2 separate regions of the Homo sapiens genome follow, and region 1 is linked to region 2. The links are chromatin contacts, found by Hi-C or POLR2A ChIA-PET in ENCODE. All regions are on one chromosome and are shown on one strand. Each heading gives the region's core, a stretch centred on a gene start or an enhancer-like site at or near the end of the contact. The rest is flanking DNA. Distances are from core to core; before and after follow the strand shown. Region 1 overlaps SEPTIN7-DT (SEPTIN7 divergent transcript). Region 2 holds the start of LINC03013 (long intergenic non-protein coding RNA 3013).

What was found. Hi-C counts contacts between places; a loop is a spot of excess contacts on that map. ChIA-PET counts read pairs that join two places held with the same protein, here RNA polymerase II (POLR2A). Pooled maps may share reads with other maps.
Region 1: a loop to region 2 is called in a map of heart right ventricle, with 3 times the contacts of the local background. The contact joins the enhancer-like site here to the promoter of LINC03013 in region 2. A Hi-C loop is called at or near these places in 12 of 168 maps with a recorded cell type or tissue (B cell, CD8-positive, alpha-beta T cell, Caco-2 and 9 more) and 11 of 50 pooled maps. POLR2A ChIA-PET finds 5 or more read pairs at or near these places in 4 of 52 experiments (AG04450, BJ, CD8-positive, alpha-beta memory T cell and 1 more).

Annotation. Positions count from the first base shown.
Region 1 is chr7:35,750,469-35,756,338 of GRCh38, reverse strand. It overlaps SEPTIN7-DT (SEPTIN7 divergent transcript), which reads left to right. Exons shown (of 5, transcript NR_120512.1): 5 at 1,144-1,375. Among named protein-coding and RNA genes, the nearest start is that of LINC03013, 37 kb to the right of the region's middle. Within about 2 kb of position 1,896, at least 9 of the 41 ENCODE cell types and tissues checked have a DNase peak (open chromatin) inside an H3K27ac peak, as active enhancers do; they include gastrocnemius medialis, heart left ventricle, heart right ventricle and 1 more, where a contact is called at or near this core.
Region 2 is chr7:35,714,577-35,720,579 of GRCh38, reverse strand. LINC03013 (long intergenic non-protein coding RNA 3013) reads right to left here and starts at 4,143. Exons shown (of 2, transcript NR_108083.1): 1 at 3,712-4,143; 2 at 868-1,510.

The DNA of each region.
Region 1 (5,870 bases), core at 647-3,146, 38 kb before region 2:
TCCCTGGGATTATAGGCATGTGCCACCATGACCAGCTTGTTTTAAGAAATATTGATTTAATGGGTTGAACACCAAAAATGGGAGTCACAAGGCCTTCATTGATTCATCCTGTCATCTGATCCTTGTTTGCTAGGGCCAATGCAAGTGCTGAATTAGGTAGCACTGGGGAATGAGGGTGAAGGTGGGCCCACCATGATAAGCAAAACAGAGCCCCTGCTCTACGTGAGTCCTGGAATTTGGCTGTTTCCTCTGCCCTTGTGATGGCAGGGGAAGCTTCTCCTGGTGTACGACAGTGCAATGCCAGGGGTTCCTAAGTTGTTATCTGGTCAAAGGACGCAAGGAGTTAGAATAGGAGCCCCAGAGTAAATTCTAGGCAGCATTTCTGCTCCCTCTGTCCCAGTCTCATATCATTCTACTCTGACTCTTACTCACTGAGTCACCATCCCTGGCTTAACAGCTTGTACTTTAGTTCTCATATCTGTCAAATGGAACAATGGCAATTGCTATTTCTCTTCCTGCAGGGACTATTACAACTTGTAAAAATTAGTGAGTTATACGTGGGAAGCATTTTGGCCTCACAATTGAGAAGCAGAGAAGTGGTTCAAGGTATAATTTACATATTCATGGCATTTGATAATTTCCTTTCAGATTATTTTCTTCAAAGTGGGCATGGATGTTTTCAATTTCATAATCGAACCCAACTATATTTACTGAGCACCTACCTATTGCATAAAAAATAGAAAAATAAACAAGACTCTTTTTTGTCCTTCAGTTGGTAAATTCTACTGTTTGGGATTTTATTTGTGTACTCCCAAAGGGATCTGTTTGTCTGATTGAATATACAAATGACATTTGTATCACTAATTAGATCCTTACCTACCCTCCCATTTACACCATGCAGATAGTTAGGTTAGAAAGAAATTGGATTCTGATGATTTTAGTTTAGTAAAGATTTCTGAACACAGGTATATCCAATAGGGAGCGGTATCTTCCTTTATCCTATTTGCTAGCTTATAATTAGGATAAAATGGGAGAGGAAGAAAGGAATGTGTGGGGAGGGCTGTTTGTCAACACTTGGAGAGCTCCTGTCATCAGTATGAAGAACTTTTTAATTTCTGAGATTCTTCTTCTCCTTTACTATAGGCTCATGTAAGACTGCTGGGATTTGAAATTTATCCTATTATTTGAAGACTGAAATCAAAATATGAAGGTGGAGCATCATGTGTGCCTTCTGTCTTGTTCTCTACTAGGGTGTAAACCATTTAACTAAAAATAGTCTCCAATTTGACACCTTCCCAACATTTCACTAGTATACTCCAAATCTCCATGCAGGGTTACAGACCTATTTCAGCTGGCTCCATTTACTCTGAGGCAGATAAAGCTGAGATTGCAACATCAGAAGCAGTTCAACCAATCATTATGTACAAACCTCAGCCCATTTGTATAATGCAATCCTTCTGGTAGTAATGACACAAAACATGCCTATAGGGACGATCACAACCCTGTCAAAGTCCCAAGTCATCTGTGGCACCAGGGCCACAGAACTTCTTACCACTTGGAAGCAAAATAGTTGCTTTAATGGTAACCAAATGCCCTCCTTCAAGACAGTATTTCAAGAAGGAGGAGTATACGTATATTATACAAACATATCCAATCCCTTTAGAAGATAATTATCAATATCATGCAGGGAAGCTGGAACACACACACAAAATCGAGTACTATCTAGAAGATCAAGCCACAAATCTCAAGAGAAGCAGTAAGTGTCCAGGGCCTGGGATTTTTTATCTTGGCCGTGAGAATAGCACAGCCCATGGTGCAGAAACGACAGGCTAGTTGTCCAGCATAACATGGTGTTTTATTTCACCATAGTAGACTGCTGGGAAATCTCTGGAGGCCTTGGCAGCTGTGTCTTGTCTTTAATATGAAGCCTGGGGGGGAAGACAGAGAGAGAGACTCATAATTCACAAGAGGCCCAGCCGTAAGAAAGCCATTCTAAATAACTGAATCAGGCACCGAGGAGGAGCGACTATTCCATTCCTAAGTCAAGAATGCTTTTTGTCTTTCCTTCTCTCCTAATTGGCTCATGAAAAGATCATTTATGTGTGGTAGAATCAGTACATCAGAGGCAGCTTCTGTTTCTCTCCATTTCTCCTCCCCACTGCTGCTGTCCTGTAAAAAGACCCTTTGTTACAGACTGAAACAGCAGATGCAGCTCAGATATTATCTTGAATAATTTTGTGGGGAGCATTTTATCTTGAATTGGTGTAATGCCATTTTCACGTGGAAAGTGGTTCTATGTCTGATCCAAATGTTCTAGAAACTTGAGAGACCCATATGGCAAAGAAGTACTTTACACACATATCTCTTTAAAGTAGTGCAGGGTATGGGAAGAACTGATAATGCTGATTAAATGATATGTAGACGAAATGAATGTAAACTGGCATCATGGGCTGAGTGAGTCAGGGGAGGCCTTGTGGAAGAGATAAGAGTAATAGAAAATGCTAGGTCAAGTATGTGTAGAGGCCTGGAGAGAGGAATGGACTTAGTGGGTCCAAAAGTAAGAAGACTTGTTTGTTGTGAATACAGAGTTAGAAGTAGGTAGAAGAAAAAGTTGGTCGGGTCCTGCAGAGATTAAAAATCCGGTTTAAGATTTTAGATTGTTTCAATCATCAATTAGTTGGTGTCTGTGTTCATTGTGGAAATGCTTTAAATATAGATAACAAAAAGGATAATAACTTACAATCCTACCAGTCGTAGGATGATGATGGCAGACAATGTGGTGCACATTCTTTCATATATTTTATTGTCCTAGTTTAAGGTTCCCTATAGGCAGATCCTGAGATGAAGATTTAAATGCACACCACTTATTGAGGAGGTGATTTCAGGAAACACCGGCAGGAGAGTGGGGCAGTATGACAGGGAAAGAAAGGAAGCAAAAAAATAAAGGGCATGTTCTCAAAGGAATCAGTTGGAGAGCAGTCATGCTGGAGACACTGGAAGAGAGTATAGAAGATGTCTCAATGTAGTCCTGCCTAGGGATCAGGAAGTCGAAGTATTTATCCACTAATTCTTGTCAATTGAGAATTTATTTGAGGGGCATTAACTCTCCAAAACGGTCTCCCTGTGCCGGAAAAATAACCCTAAGCAGAATGTTGTAGGTATTTGCAGCAAATAGCCCTCAGTGTGTCCTGAGGATTGGTGTAGTACATAAATATACAAAATTATTTTTATTTATAAAAAAGCTTTCTATGCATCAGGCTCTGTACTGTGTGTTTTACTTGCATTCACTCAAAATAGTTCTCACAGAAGCCCTATGAGGTCGGCGCTACTCTTATCCCCTGAGGATTAGAGGCTGGGAGAAGTATATATGAGAGTCATATGGAGATTAAATACCTGAAGTCATGAGGAGATGATGCACTCTCCAAGAGAGCTTTGATGACAGCCTATTTATGCAGCTTCTGTCATCTGTACACATTCTCCTCTTTCTGTCAACAAAGAGTTTTTCTTTTGCAATTGTAAATGTCCTCTGTTTTCAGAGACTTTTGTTGGAAAACAAAACAAAATCTTGAGACATGAAGGATCTGTAATGGACACCTGTCGATTGTGTCTGTTCAGCAGCTCCTCTCCCACCTGTCTTCCAGTACAACACCTTATTTCATTGGAGAGAAAGGTTCTACCTCTTCTCCTTAAGGTTTTAGTGGACAGCCAAACCAGTCTTCAGTCTACAGGGTGAGTATGAGATCCAGGCTTGACCAACCATAGTCACCACCCACTTGGCTACATCAAATTGAGCCAGAAAGAGCCTTTCCCTGGGAATTTATATGTAGACTTTGGGAAAAGGAAGCTTTCTTCTCTGATGTTACTAGACAGCGATGACAAAACCAGTGCTTGTCTGGACCATGCTCCACTTCCTCTCCACAGCAAGATGAGCAAGCTCATCTGTAGTAGGAAAGAATGTAGGAATGCATCCCCTGCACAGAGAAAAGCGGAGGAGAGAATGAGAGAGAGAGAGAGAGAGAGAGAGAGAGAGAGAGAGAGAGAGAGATCTGACTGTACTGCTAAGTCCCTGCAATCCCCACCAAGGTCTGCAAGGTCTACTTCCCCTAGACTACAACTACCCATTACTTGTGCCAAATATTCAATAAATCGTAACCTTAGCAGGGAGAGGGATGAAGAGAGATTGATTAATGGGTATGTATATACAGTATGATAGAAGAAATAAGACCTAGTATTTCATCAGTCAGTAGTATGACTATAGTTTACAATAATCTATTGTATATTTCAATATAGCTAGAAGAGAAGAATTAGAATGTTTCTAGCATAAAGAAAACACAAATATTTAAGGTGATGGGAATCTCAGTTACACTGATTTTATCTTTACAAGGCATATGAATGTTTTAAATTGTCATAGTACCCCCAAAATATGTACATGTTATGTATCAATAAAACACAAAATTAAAAAATAAATATTTAAACAATCATAACCTTACTCCTTCCTTCCTTCCTTTCTTCCTTCTATTTCTTTCTTTCTTATTTCTTTGTTTATAACTGGTTCAACTTGGGTTTCTGTTTCTTGCAACCATAGTCTTGACTAATTCAGGACCAAGTGCACTCTTAATCATGAAGTATATCTGTGGCCCTTAAGTTATATATTGGAGTAAGAGAGCAGGGGGTGGAGAGAATCAAATTATGACAGGACAGAAATGGCCTTTTTCCATCTATCACAATTTTATTTGCCTCCATGATTATCAGGTCGATTCCAACTCTTTGAGGCATGAAGGACCAGGAAGGAGGCATCTGCCTTTAGGAAATGCTGAACTGCAATAGCAACATGAAGCATGGTTTCCTATTGACTGCTGCCTTTGACCTGCAGCCATTGATGGCATTCATCAATCAAAGTCTAACCAATTGGGACTATCAGACTTTTCCCTCCTACTCACACAACTCAAGGACATGGAGAACTCTGGTTTTAGGGGGTGTAAGCTGATGGTTCCATGAGTTCTAACCTGTGGCTTAGCCAGTCTTTGGCTTGTATAAGCCTCTAAAGGTTCAGCAGATCTAAAATCTTAGCGTGATTGTATTAACCTGAAAGCTATAAGACACCCTTGAAATAATAGTTGCCCTTAATTAAGCACTATGTATCTGGACTTTGTGTGTGCTGCCACAATGCAATCCTCACAGAATCCTGCAAAGTAGGTATTATTGCCCTTTTATGAATGAAGACCTTGAAATTCAGAGAGGTTAGCAGCCATCAGCCCCTCAAACCCAGGCCTGTAAGACTGAAGGCTTTACTCTCAGGATATGCAACGAGGCTATACATTTAATCCTAAACTCCCAAGCACAACTTTTAGAAGGGCTCTCTAGCCCTTTGTTATTTAAGTCAGTGATTCTTAAACAGGATATGGAAACCCCCATTGGGTGGATTTGTGTATCAACTCAGCTAAACTAAAACTATGGCACCCAAAATTCCCTTCTCTGCCTTAGCCTCCTAAAGTGCTGAGATTATAGGTGTGAGCCACCATACCTAGCTTTGTGTGAGATTTAGAAAGCAAAAGTAAAGCAGTGAAGTAGCAGACATACATTTTTTACACCTGAAAGGTTGGTGCAGGTCACAGGTGCTGTTGCATCTCATTCATGTTGTTCCTTACCTGTTGACTTGCATTGTGGTGTGGAACAGTAGCCACGCCTGCAACTTCTCCAGCCTCTCTGACTTCCAGACCCAACATGTCCTCCATGACGAAGGACACCAGCTTCTCCTAGAGAGTACCTGACCATTGAAGTTGGCAGCTTGAAAGCAGTAGGATATGAATGCAGATTCCAGTCCGTCCTCGTGGGTTCCAGTTTGCCTGTTTCCCCAACTTCACAGACAT
Region 2 (6,003 bases), core at 2,894-5,393:
TTTCAGCTATAGCAGCCTCTCTCCCTTGCTTCTTACTTAGTTCTAAGTTCCTGGATCAGTGTGGCATGCTGGACCCATTGTCCTCGCGGTGTGGAATCAGAAGCAAGCTGTAAAAGCGTGTTCCTTCTGGTTGTTCTGGTTGCTTTGGAGGCTTTCCATCTTCATCACCTTCTGAACTGGCCTGAAGCTTTACAATGGCTCCTTGGTGAGGGGTTGCCTATTAATCACCCCATCTCTGCTCTTACTCACTGGCAGAGCACTGATTATGTTCAGGCATAACAACCCCCACCCCCATTCTCCTCCATCTAAGGATAATGGCAATCTCTCCCTCCTGGCCAAGTGATCCACTTAAACAGGTGTTTGTGACTTGTTCCACAGTTAAGTAAGTGGGTCAAGAGAGTGGCAGAAAGGCCTGCAGGTTTTTCCTTGCCCTTAAAATGAGACTTATGAAAAGAGATACTTTTTGTATCTGCATACTTTTTGCATTTGCATTTTGCATGGCATGATAGCAGCCACCTTGCAACTACCTTTAAGCCAGCTGGAGGACGAAACTGATAGGCTGAGGATGGCAGGGTAGAAAGTGGGAAAGAATTTGGGCCCTTGATTATCAATCAAGCTGCTGAATCAACTGACCCTAGGACTACCCTACTCAAGATGTCTCATTATATAATACACTGTATTTTCCTTTGCTTAAATCAGTTGAGTCAGTATCTTCCAGTATGCGTGACTGGATGCCTCCTGATACACCTGCCTATGTCCACTAATACGGGCACCAAAGAATCTCAGATGGTGGTCATGGGTAGGTTTCTGTTTGGCTATTCTGCAATTTCAGGAGAAGGAAAATGACAGGATAAGAAATTAATGCTGTTAATTGTAATCAATTGTTAATTAAATTTTTATTTTGAGATAACTGTAGATTCACATGCAGTTGTAAGAAATAAGGCAGAGATATCCCGTATACCCTTCAAACATTTTCCCCCAATGGTAACATCTTGCAAAACTATAGTACAATATCACAATGTTGATTTCTACCCCTCTACCTCACTTCAGAGCATATCCATGTATATACATTTTATATTTTAGGCTTCATAAATTCCTAGTTTAAAAACAGTTTACTTGGATTGAACTTTGTACTTTTCCAAGGCATTTTCTAGTCCACTATTTCTCTTAAGGCTTAAAACATCTCTGACTAAGTGAACAAACAGATGAACAAATGAAACAAACATCTATACAATCAGAAGTTAAGGGAGGTTTGAAATAGGCACTGCCACAGAGTAACTGTTAGAGAAGGAGTTCCATGGTACAAACTTTGCACTCTCCATCTACGAAAGGTGGCAGAGTCCTTGAAGTGTTTTTCCTCTCTCCAGCCAGTCCCCACCACTACTGATAATTAAATCCTTCTTGTCAAAGGACAGGACTGGTTCTGGAACAGGTGATTTCAACATCGTGGTGAGTAGTATTATGGAAGCTGGCAAGCACTGTATAAGATGGATCCTTTTGTGCTCATCACCTGTCACGCAAAAAGGTTTGTTATTTTGTGATGATTTCCATGAAATCTCATGGGCTCTATTGGGGGAAAGTTACAAAGCAAGAATTAACAAATAAAGATAAGAGATGGGCCAAAGTTATCTATTGGACACACCATCGGTGGGCATTCCTTGTCCCCTTGCTGCTCTCCTTCTTATAGGGCAAGAGTGAGAACAACCTAGTGGGTGGGAGGGTAATCAGACTTATTGAGTAACATCAGTGTGGGGTTAGACACCAGCTCTCTGAGTTGCCTGGGAAAGTCAACTTTCAGCACCTGAAGGCACTGGGGTCTGTGGAAGGGAGAAACTGGTCTCATGAGCAGTTTGGACGAACCCCTCCTGTGGGGATAAGGTTGGGGGCCTCAGGTGCCAATTGGCTTGTTATCCAGACAATGCAGGTGAGCCACCTAGGTCAGTTGTTGCCAATCCTGATTGTGGCAGGGTACATTTTATTCATCTTCAGATCCCCAGCTCTTAGCACACAGCCTGGCATATGATAGGTACATGAACAATGTCTGATAATGTAATGATTGAATGTGCTTTTGTGCCAATTAAAAACAAGTAATTTGGGTTTTGCTCATGGAAGGAGAGGAGGGCTAATAATAGACATTGTTGCCTACATTTCTTGAATCCCTGAAAGACGGTATACACATTCTGCCCTTACTTTGGTAAAACCTCTCTGAAGAGTCCACAACTCTATGAGGAGGCTTCCTGGTTCAAGCAATATTTTTATTGAATTTTTACTATTTCTTTGCACCACTGGCCAATAAAGCCAGTGTCTAGGATTTGTTATACTGGCACTGAGACACTCAGTAAAGGAAGGCTCTGCTGGTGACAGCAGCTCTGGAATTTTCCACAACCACTCTAACAATCTTTTTGAATCTTCAGTACTTTTACTGAATTAGATACACAGTACAATGGGACACTAGCCACTGTTTGTAAATTTTTCATAAAAACAATTTGGAAAATGACACCCCTTAAACAATTAAATTAAATTAATTAATTTATTTATTTATTTTTGAGATGGAGTTTTGCTCCTGTTGCCCAGGCTGGAGTGCAATGGTGCGATATTGGCTCACTGCAACCTCTACCTCCCGGGTTCAAGCGATTCTCCTGCCTCAGCCTTCCAAGTAGTTGGGATTACAGTCATGCGCCATCATGCCTGGCTAATTTTTTTTGTGTGTGTGTTTAGTAGAGACGGGGTTTCACCATGTTGGCCAAGCTGGTCTCGAACTCCTGACCTCAGGTAATCCGCCCACCTTGGCCTCACAGAGTGCTGGGATTACAGGCATGAGCCACCGCGCCCAGCCAACAGTTTTCTTTAGGGCAGTGTTTCTTATCTTATCACTGCTGAAAAGTCCTTTTAAGACTATTTCTCCACAGACTCCTGTTCTGAAATATTTTGTTTATAAATACATATTTTTGTTAAATAATAATCTTCCCAAGAGGAAATCAAGTAGTCAAGAAATTTTTTTAAACTAAAAGTATCCTTGAGGCTGTATTTTAAGTAAACAAACAATTATCTTTAAGTTTCCTAAAAACTTAAAGTTTCAGGAAAGCTTCAGTTTCAGTAAAAACTGAAAATAACTAGAAGAATTCTCATCCTCTTTATACCCTCGCTTCCCTCCCCACCCTCGCCCCCAGACACTGGTTATTACTTTCCTCAGCTGCTGGGATTCTGGGTATTCTAACTTTGAAACTAGAGTTCCAGAAACACCAGGCAGATAGAATAAAATTAACAAAAGCCTGTGGATTCTCCTAGGTTTTTTGCTATCCATTTACCCTCCTTACTGTTAATGGGTCTTTTACTGTGGCAGTTAGCCCTGCCTCAAAGTCTCCCAAACTGGGGACGATTAGCCCCAGCTTATTGCTAAGATAACATCAAAAGAGGCAATAAGCAAGTTGGCATAGGCAACACCTCTCACCTTAAGGAACTGTCTCCTGAGATGTAGAATAAATCACTTGTCCTCTTTAAATGAATCTCTTCACCATGGTTTTGCTTGATTCCCCCATCCTGAAGTTGCTGCTTTAAGATGGGTGGGAAAATCTCCAGCAAAAGCATAACAAAACAGCAAGTAACAGCAATTTTTTTTTTAACAGAAAAAGGATTATTTTTATTACTTTCATACATTGCCACAGCACTGTTTGGGAAAGATTAGAATCAATAGAAGTTTGGAAATCTGACCTTGGCTGGTGGAAGAATAGAAAGAATCTGGTTCTTCTTAATTTCCCATTCAGGTTCTCAGTGTTCCAGGAAGCAGTTTGCTCAAGTTTCTTTTCTCCATTTAGCTCTCCTGAATGCCCGACTTCAGTGCCTGGGCATTGCTGCCAAGGATCCCGCTGGTGCATTCAGCTGCCATTCAAGGCAACAGCCCTCCACACTGCCTCGCACTTGGAAGTTTGTCTTACAGCATAAAACAGGTGGAAGGACATTCTGCCTTTAGAGTTCTGCTGGCATGTCTTATCACTTCTGTTGTCCAGTGCCAAGAATGACAAAAATCTTTTGTGTATGTTTGGGGGTGGGAAAGACCAGATATAACTGGGAACAGCAGTTAACTTGTTGTTCAGACAAGATTCCCAGGGCAGCTGTTATAACTCAGGCAGCAATAACTCTAACACTTGGCTCTGCTGCTAAGATGGATTGATAGAAACTTTGGACAAATCATCAACAAAAATTATGTTCTCATGAGACTGTTGAATATACTATGGATCAACTTAAAGATAATCAAATATTCGCTAGACTCACAACAAGGAAATACAATAAGCATATTAATCAACTGGGGTTGTGTTTATACTTTCATTTCTAAACATCTGCTTTCAATGAAGTCATTAGTATCTGCTGGCAAAAATTTGAATTGACACAGGACTTGCAATCTGTAGCTACAATTGAGACAGGATTACCTTTTTATGTGCTGACACTCACAGTCTTCTTTAAACTAACAATTTAGTCCACTTCATGATGGAATTCTAAATTCTAATCTGTGAACTTGCCGACTATTTGTCCTTTGCCAAAGACTTTACCCCGTGCTTAATTTTTAGTCTTGACACATATGTGTACACACACATAAACAATCTTTTTGTATTTTTTATACAAATAAAAAGATTATGTTAGTATTCAAATGGTAGTTATTTACACTAAATTAAGTTTACACTTCAGTAGAAGATAAAAATGTGACTAACTGAAATAAATAATTCCTGGAAAGAGAATTCTCAACATAAAGTTATATGAATCTCAACACTGTCCATTAAATCTCAAGATTTTCTAAATCTTATTAATGTGCATCAGTTTAAAAAAATAGTTCCAGCTGGGAATGGTGGCTCACGCCTGTAATTCCAACACTTTGGGAGGCTGAGGCGGGCGGATCACCTGAGGTCAGGAGATCAAGACCATCTGGCCAACATGGTAAAACCCCGTCTCTACTAAAAATACAAAAATTAGCAGGGCGTGGCGGCACACACCTGTAATCCCAGCTGCTCGGGAGGCTGAGGCAGTAGAATTGCCTGAACCCAGGAGGCGGAGGCTGCAGTGAGCCAAGATCGCACCACTGTACTCCAGCCTGGGTGACAGATAGAGCAAGACTCCGTCTAAAGAAAAAAAAAAAATAGTTCCGTGGTTTTGCCTTCTTCCTTTCCATTTTGTTAAACATATCCAGACCAAAATTACAATTGCCCCCATTGTAGAATGAGTTGAATGTGGGCATTATTGATACCGTTAATGATTCTGTATCACCAGCAAAGCATAGGATTAAAATTGACCTTGGCTTAAGTTGACTTACATTTTAATTTGGCCATTAAATTGATGCTGGAAAGTTGGGACACACCACACGGTTAACAGCCATCTGGCCTGCCTGTCTCCTTCTATCCTGACAACTACCTTGGCTTACCTAGTGTGTTTTATCTCTTCTCTCTCATCATTGCCTCCACCAGGATTCCTGAGTCAAAGCCCAACATGGCCCTCTGCTGTTGTACTGGCCAATCTGGTCTGTCCTGCTCTGCAGCTGCCAGTCTTCTCTGTCACTCCTGGTACCCCAACAGGCCCAGCAGCCTCTGCCAGTTCTGCTGTTCACTTCCTAACCAATGCCTCAACAACTCCTGTGGTGTCTTCTTCTGCCATCACATTTCACTTCCATTGAGGCCCCAAATCTCTGACACACCTGCTTTCTGCCTCTCTTGGCAGCTCTCAGCTCACTGCTGGCACTTCCATATACCCACATAAAGCCAAACCATAAGGTAAACTCATGGCCCTACCACACTGACTTTGGTTATTTCTCTAACCCCTTGGACATGGCACTGATATTTGATCTTGCTGGGACTCTTCCTTAGAGAATTTTCCCCCTTGCTGCCTTGGGGTGGGGAGCACCCTCCTCATTCCTGCTCTGGGAACGGACAGTGATGGGGCTGCCTCCTGCCTCCTGTTGCCTTCTCTTACCACCTCTGAGTCAGGCCAGCCCAGCAGGTTCCCAGCCTGGCTCAGATT